Linked DNA regions of Homo sapiens: region 1 is linked to region 2. The links are chromatin contacts, found by Hi-C or POLR2A ChIA-PET in ENCODE. All regions are on one chromosome and are shown on one strand. Each heading gives the region's core, a stretch centred on a gene start or an enhancer-like site at or near the end of the contact. The rest is flanking DNA. Distances are from core to core; before and after follow the strand shown.

Region 1 (3,749 bases), core at 890-3,389, 450 kb after region 2:
TGGAGGCGGCACAGCCATGCACAGGGTGTAACCGCCTGGGATGCAACCTGGGCATGAAGACAGCACAGACGTGGTACCGCAGGGCCCGAGGCTGGGTGAGAGTCAGGCTGAGATCAACGTTTGGGCTTGTAGACGCCTAGGTTTGCACAGCATCATAGAGGTTATCTGGCCTAATTTCCCATGCAGGATGAGAGGCCTATGAGTGATGACATCGTAAGCAATGGCAGGTGTGCACGACCTTGAATGCGACCATGGTAGGGAGGTCAAGGCAAGTTGCCCAAAGGTTGGAAAATTGCTATCCCCGGAAAGCTTTTCCTTAAACAGGTCTGAAAGGTGCCTCCATGTAACTGCCCCCACTGGCCCCTTTATTCTCTCTATGTTTGTGAGAGTCTAGAGCAGCAGCCCCTCTCCATGTGTCCACGTATTTGTGCCTCCGGCAGCAGCAGGTGCCTTCATGCTCCACATGGCCTCCTCTCCTCTCCAGGCTCTGTCCAGAGGTTCTTACCTGACAGTGGGTAAGGTTCCTCCCTTATCCCCCAGTGGTGGCTCAGCTTGGGACACGTGTCAGCTTCTCAGAGTCCTCCTTGAAGATGGGACCAGTGCCTGTGGCCAGAGCTACTTCCCCCTGCTCTGAATAATACAGCATTTGTAAGAATAAAGCTAGTGGCTCAATGCAGACTCACATTCTGCGATGCTGCTGAGTGCCGGGCATGTGCTCATGTGTGTGAGCTTCAGGGGATGCCAAGAGAGAAAGACTCACACATAACAGGGGAGGTCAGTGAACAGACGAGGATGAGACACTCACAAGGGCTGGGAGAGTGCCCTGGAGCCAAGAAGAGGAGGTGTCTGCCATGGCTCAGCACATGGAGGGAGCAGAGTGGGTACCGGGAAAGACTCCACAGGGAAGGGACTTGTCCGCCAGGTCTGCAGGGAAGCCAGGCCAAGGCGGTGTCGGGTGTCCCAGGCTGAAGCACAGTGTGGGAAAAGGCACAGGGCCCGAAGCAGGCCTTCTTCTCCTCTTGAGCGACCACTTCCTACCCATCCTGATGCCCTTGATCCTGACATCAGATCCTCTAGGAAGCCCCTCCTGACTTTCCAAGCCCTGACCTCCGGCCTCAGGCTGGTCTGGAGACCCTGCACCTGCACATCCGGAACCCGGGCACTCACCTCGATCCATTCCCATGAGGGTTTCTTTTCCGCCTTGCTCCCCACCGAAGCATCAGCTCCTCTTGCTAGCGTCTTCACAGCCAAGATCTAAAGCGGAACCTGGCTTAGTGGCCGTTTGAGTGCGTGTGTGGACTGGATGCATGGGGCAGCCTGGTGTGCTCTGGGAGGAGATGCTGGCGAGGACGGTGGGGAGATAGGCGTGCTGGGCAATGAGGCCCACCCACTGCCATCCTGCGGAGCCTGGGCTCAACTCCAGGGGCAGTGGACAGTCATGGGTCACACGTGTGAAGGAGGTGGATGGGAAGCACGCTGGCAGCTGTTAGGGGATGAAGATTAGGGTCAGGGTGAGACAGGGAAACTCATTAGGAAGCCTGGGAATGGCCCAAGTGAGAGATCTGGGCTTGAAGCAAGGTTGTAGCAACTGGGAGGGAACAATGTCAGAAAAAGGAAAATGGGTTGCAATTACATTTTGATGGTTGGAGGACATGGGAGGGGGGATCAGATGATAAATTCTAGGTTTTCGTTGATTTTCAGGTAATAGGATTTCCAAATAGAAGAATGGATGAAGTTTCCCAGGGAGGGTGCGGAGCGTGGAGAGAGACGGTCCACAGGTGGGAGGGTCACCACATGCCCCCACCTCGCTCCCTCGCAGGCGCACAGGCCCTTTCTCAGGAAAGCCCCACACTTGGCTTAAGGCTCTGCTGTTGCTGCCTTGAACTCTTAATGAGTTTTGAACAAGGCGCCCCGCATTTTCATTTTGCATTAAGCCCCCCAAATTATGTGCCTGCCCTGCTCACCACGTCCCACTGCGCTCCCAGGGCAGGGCCCGCCCCACCCAGACGCAGACTGTCGCGGCTTCATCAGACCCTCCATCCTCCCACGATGAAGATCAAAGCAGGCTCTTTGCTGATGGGCTCGCGTTCGTTCCGCCCAGCCTGATGACACAACTTTGGCTTTCTTCTGTTAGCTTCTTTGTCCGGAAAGCACCGCTGATATTGTCAGGTTACACACTGAATGGAGGGTGACTAATAAGCGATGCCAGTTGCCTGTGGACTCGAGAGAATCCAGATACCAAGCGACGCCTCACGTTGCGCCACCCGCAGGACCCGTCGGCCAGGCTGGGCTCGGCTCATACCTGGTCCTCAGTTTCTCCCTCTGCACAGCAGGCTTGAAGCCCCAGAACTTTTCCCTGAACTCTCCCGGCCTAGACGACAGATGTAGTCGGGAAAGAGCTTCTAACAACCCAGAGTGTGTGGTCAGCCTGCCAGAGACTCTAAACGCTGCCCAACACTCTTCCCGCCCGTGGTTATCAATGCGCCAAAGAGCAGAAGCTCAGAGAATTGTGATTCTTTCGCTTGGGAAAGAAAATACTTCACAGCGATTAGATTACAGTCTTTCAATTCAGAAAGGGAGATTAGGCAGAAGGTAAAGAGCTGTTCCTCTTTTCCTGTAAAAACTAAATGGCCTTAAACAAAAAAGTGGTCTTAAACATCAACAGAGAAGATTTTGATTCGACCTGAGGAAGAATTTCACCATAGCACAGATTTGGAGATGTCTGCAGGCGAAACCAAACTGCAGAACAGTTCACCTGCGTGGGAACCTGGCCTGCGCAGAATAAAAAAGCCTCTTTGTGTTTCCTGAAGTCCTGATCACAGCACTTTGTGTGGAAACCTCTCTCCATCAAGACTTACAAGGAATAAGTAAATGCCTGAAGCTATGCGTGAAAGTTTTTATGGAATATCCCAAGGGATACCAGCTGCATTTCCAAGAATTAGGCTATCCAAATAAAAATCCTGGTTCAAACTCCCCTACCTAATTTTAAAAGGAAATTTTCCATTTCTGAATCCAGAGTCTTGGTGGCCTTATGCAAGCCCTGGTTCTGCACAGTCACAATTCTTAAAAAACTGTGATCCCAAAGGAGACTTGGGGATGGAGTAAGACCCTATCTGTAACCCAAAACCTGTGAGGAAACTTTAGTTCTATTGCCAAACAGAGTCTCCACTGAAAGAGAACAAAAACATGCAAAGAGGTTTTGCAATAACCAAGCCTTCTGTTAAAAAAAAAAAAAAACGAAAAAAAAAAAAAAAAAAAAAAACCTGCAGGGACCTCAGGAAACTCCAAAGAAGGAAGGCTAAAAACAGATTTATTTAACCTAGAACACAGAGGCTTCAGCAAGGAAAATAGAGCGTGATGCTGGAATCTATTCCCTTCCACATTCTCTTTTCTTTCTTTCTTTCTTTTTCTTTCTTTCTTTCTTTTTTTTTTTTTTTTTTTTTTTTTTTTTTTTGCGTGTGTGTGTGTGTGAGACAGGTCTTGTTCTGTCACCAAAGCTGGAATACAGTGGCATGATCTCAGCTCACTGCAGCCTCTGCCTCCCAGGTTCAAGTGATTCTCCTGCCTCAGCCTCCAGAGTAGCTGGGATTACTGGTGCCAGCCACCATGCCCGGCTAATTTTTGTATTTTTAGTAGAGATGGGGTTTTTGCCATGTTGGCTAGGCTGGTCTCGAACTCCTGACCTCAGGTGATCCACCCACCTTGGCCTCCCAAAGTGCTGGAATTACAGGCGTGAGCCACTGCGGCTG
Region 2 (3,534 bases), core at 233-2,732:
GCCACCACGAGTGCCACTGGTGAGAATTCTTGGGTCAAATGAAAAAAGGGTTAAATGCAAGGCAGGTCATCAGCAAAGTACAGTACCTGTTCGTGAGTTGATTTTCTCTCCAGTCCGACATATTCCTCAATATGATTTTTAAATAGAATAGGGATCTCACTGGAGGACATGCAAGTAATTTAAATTTGTTCATACATATAGGCAGGGCCCAGAGAGATTAAGAGCACATGTGGTTTAAATGCTGTTATCTCTGCTTTGTGAATAGCATGGTAAGTTGAAAATATTTGCCATTGAAGCAAGGGACTATTTGCCTCAAGGTTAAATAAGACAAGAAGAGCTTCAGATGCCTGGTCTGCAGTGATGAGTAGAACAGGCCCTTCTGCTGTTGGGTGCAGACATTTCTCCTCCACCTTCTTTAAGGCATTAACACTCACTAGACGTGTTCATGTAAAGGTGTCTCGATAGTGTTAACTCCAGTCTCCTTGTGAGTCTTGCTGACTTACCATGACTAGAGGACTTGGATGGCATGCTAGACCTTCCAGTAGCCAGCCTGGATCATTGTACTTGTTCTGAGTTGCACAGGTGTTTTACTTTTGTGCCAGGTGGTTGGAAATAGGCACATAAAATGGAGCTATTTGTTTTAAAATCATTTCATTTATTGATGCTCTTGTCCAGTGTGTCTGAGGGTGGTATCTGCCTTCCCAGGAGGCAGGAGTGGGGCCCCCAACTGAGGAGCTCATGGTGCACTCTTAGCTTTTAAGACTTGTCATACAGGGTGCAATAAAACAAAATGTGCCACTCAAAATGTACTTTTTTGGTATATTTTGATCTTGCTGTTAAGAGGGGCTACAATTCAGAGAGGCTGCAGACACAGAAATAGCCCTGAAAAGCTTTCTTCTCTGGCAGAGATTTGCAAGTGCTGAGGAAATACACGTTAGTGAAGTGAACAGAGGAGAAAAGCATTTCTCTGAGGCACACCCCACCCCCACCTTATCTGCCTAATTGGATCAAGGAAAGATTAACTCCCAGGAAAAACAGACTGAGATCCTAATGCTTTAAAGGTCTGACTGAGAAACTTCTCCATAGGCCACTGTCTATCTTCCTGAGGGCAGCTTGGGGAGCCCCTGAGAGACTCACATCTGTGTGGGGACAGCCTTGGCTCACCAAGCATACCTCTCTCTCTCCCCCATTACCTGAGACCCCACCTCCCCGAGAGACCCCAAGCCCCTATTCTCTCTGTAGCCTCAGGATGTGAGGAAATCTTCAATCATCTGGTCCTGCTTGGAGTCTCATATTTGCTGCTCCATGTACATGTATATGAATTTATATGCATTTTATGTTAATTATTCCATTGTCAGTGTATCTTATGTAATCAAGTCACCAAAACTTCAGAAGGGCGAGGAAAGAAAATTTTCTTTGCACCTGCAGGGGTATCTGCATGGTATGCAAAGCAGAAAAGTTAAAGCGAAATAATGAATCAGAGTCAGGGAATGAGCAAACATGACCTGGACAATGGCAATGAAGGAATTGTGCACGGCCTCTATACTGGTATTTACATAACTGAGGTCCATCAGTGCCAAGATCTTTGTCTTTTTTCTTTCCTTCCCTCTCACTGCCCATGTCCGGACATAGGCCGGTAAGAGCGTCTGGTTAAGATGTGGAGTAAGAACATCTTAAGATGTGGAGATGGGAAACACTGTATGGGAATGTGAATGAGTGTGTGAAAATGTTAAAAATCGTGTTGAGAAAAAAATCTTTCCTTGTGCAAGTATACTTACTTGCATAATTATCACCTTTAGTTTTGTAATTATAAGATTTCTCAGAGCCTGGCTGGGTGCGGTAGCTAATGTCTGTAATCCCAGCATGTTGGAAGGCTAAGGCAAGTGGATTGCTTGAGGCCAGGAGTTCATGACCAGCCTGGCCAACATGGTGAAACCCCATGTTTAATAAAAATACAAAAATTAGCTGGGCATGGTGGCATGCACCTCTAGTCCCAGCTACTCATGAGGCTGAGGCAGAAGAATTGTTTGAACCCAGGAGGTGCAGGTTGCAGTAAGCTGAGATTGTACCACTGCACCACTCCAGCCTGGGTGACAGACTGAGACTCCGTCTCAAACAAACAAACAAACAAACAAACAAAGATTTCACAGAGCCTGCCATTGAATGTGTAGTGTTTAGGAAGGATGGAAGGATCTTAAGGAAGCCACTATCTGTGTCTCACTTTCTTCGTAGTGTTAGATGAACTTTCTGGTTGACACCTGACAGGAAGAGCCTCTGTATTGGACCACCATGTTTGTGCTCACTGTGTAGTAACAAACCAACACACCAAAATAGCGGGAGTTGCCACTGACAAAGAGTTGAATGATCAAATGACGGCCAAAGGAGGAGGTAGGACGCAACCTCAAATTCACTGCCCCAAGGAGTTTTAGAATGGGGTTTTCAAGGGACTTTTGGCAGATAGAGGGCTGAGGAGTGGGGGGGTTACTGATTAGTTAGGGTGTGGGGGATGAAAACATAAAGATATAGTAAGTGCATTCTAGGATCAAATCAGTTCCTTAAAGTGGGTATTTACACAGGATGGTATCAGTGGATCTGTTGGAATGCAGGATCTGGAAAATATGGAAAATTTGAAACTTCTTCACATTACAGAAGTTATCTATAGAAGTTAGGGCCTTGTAATACAGGCTATAAGCTATAAGCAGCTATAAGAAAGTGGCCTGTGGGGCATAGCTGGTTAATGTTTAACTACCCTTCAACTCAAAAGCTTTGATTTTGCTAAAAACCTAGACATTCATTCAGTTTTATTGATTTTATAAGGATGGTGTCACCTTCATTAAACACATTTGTTCTGAGGGACAGTTGGGCCGCAGTGGCCATTGACTTATGTGGCCAAAATGCTTGCATTGACCAAAAACTTGCTTTCACATGAATAAAAATATTCCTCCAAAATAAGCACTTGTTTTGAGAGTCTCTGAAAAACAATCATTGTATATAAGAAATATATTTTGTGGTTAATGACATAATTTTACTTTACTCAGGGAAGGCTGTTTCTCTCAGTACATCGTTCAACTTTGGCACCAGCCAACATTCTCAGGACTCCCATAAAGCCAACCAACTAAGCAAAATCCTGAATATTGTTCACTAATCCTGATTCTGCCTCCTTTCTAGGTGTGAATTCAAAGGCAGCATTACTCCCCATTTTCTTCCCTCTCCTGTGTCTCTCCCCTGAGGCTTCTCTGCAAAACATCACTGCCCAGCTTAGCATCTGTCCTGGGCACTGGTAATAATGTGGTACCATTCATCCTCTCCTAGCATTTGATCACTCATCAGGAGCCCTCAGCCCCATGGGGAAGAGGACAGAAGAAGAAACCAGTGAGCTCCTGATTTCTTGCTTCTTTCTGTCAGTGTTTTTTCTAATATCTCCAAGTTGCAAGAGAGAAGTAGAAGCTACATGGCATTCACCCTAAACCTACTTGCATGATGCATTCTGTTTGTCTTAGAAGGATCATTGTACTTTATCATAAGAGGAAAAAA

Evidence for each region. Hi-C counts contacts between places; a loop is a spot of excess contacts on that map. ChIA-PET counts read pairs that join two places held with the same protein, here RNA polymerase II (POLR2A).
Region 1: a loop to region 2 is called in a map of ascending aorta, with 2.1 times the contacts of the local background. The contact joins two enhancer-like sites. A Hi-C loop is called at or near these places in 1 of 168 maps with a recorded cell type or tissue (ascending aorta). POLR2A ChIA-PET finds 5 or more read pairs at or near these places in 1 of 52 experiments (PC-9).

What each region holds. Positions count from the first base shown.
Region 1 is chr10:5,532,317-5,536,065 of GRCh38, forward strand. No RefSeq gene overlaps it. Among named protein-coding and RNA genes, the nearest start is that of CALML3-AS1, 7.9 kb to the left of the region's middle. Within about 2 kb of position 2,140, at least 5 of the 41 ENCODE cell types and tissues checked have a DNase peak (open chromatin) inside an H3K27ac peak, as active enhancers do; they include PC-9, where a contact is called at or near this core.
Region 2 is chr10:5,078,514-5,082,047 of GRCh38, forward strand. LOC107984198 (a long non-coding RNA gene) reads left to right here. Exons shown (of 5, transcript XR_001747341.2): 5 at 2,233-2,458. It also overlaps a transcript of AKR1C3 not described here. Among named protein-coding and RNA genes, the nearest start is that of AKR1C3, 14 kb to the right of the region's middle. Within about 2 kb of position 1,483, at least 3 of the 41 ENCODE cell types and tissues checked have a DNase peak (open chromatin) inside an H3K27ac peak, as active enhancers do; they include PC-9, where a contact is called at or near this core.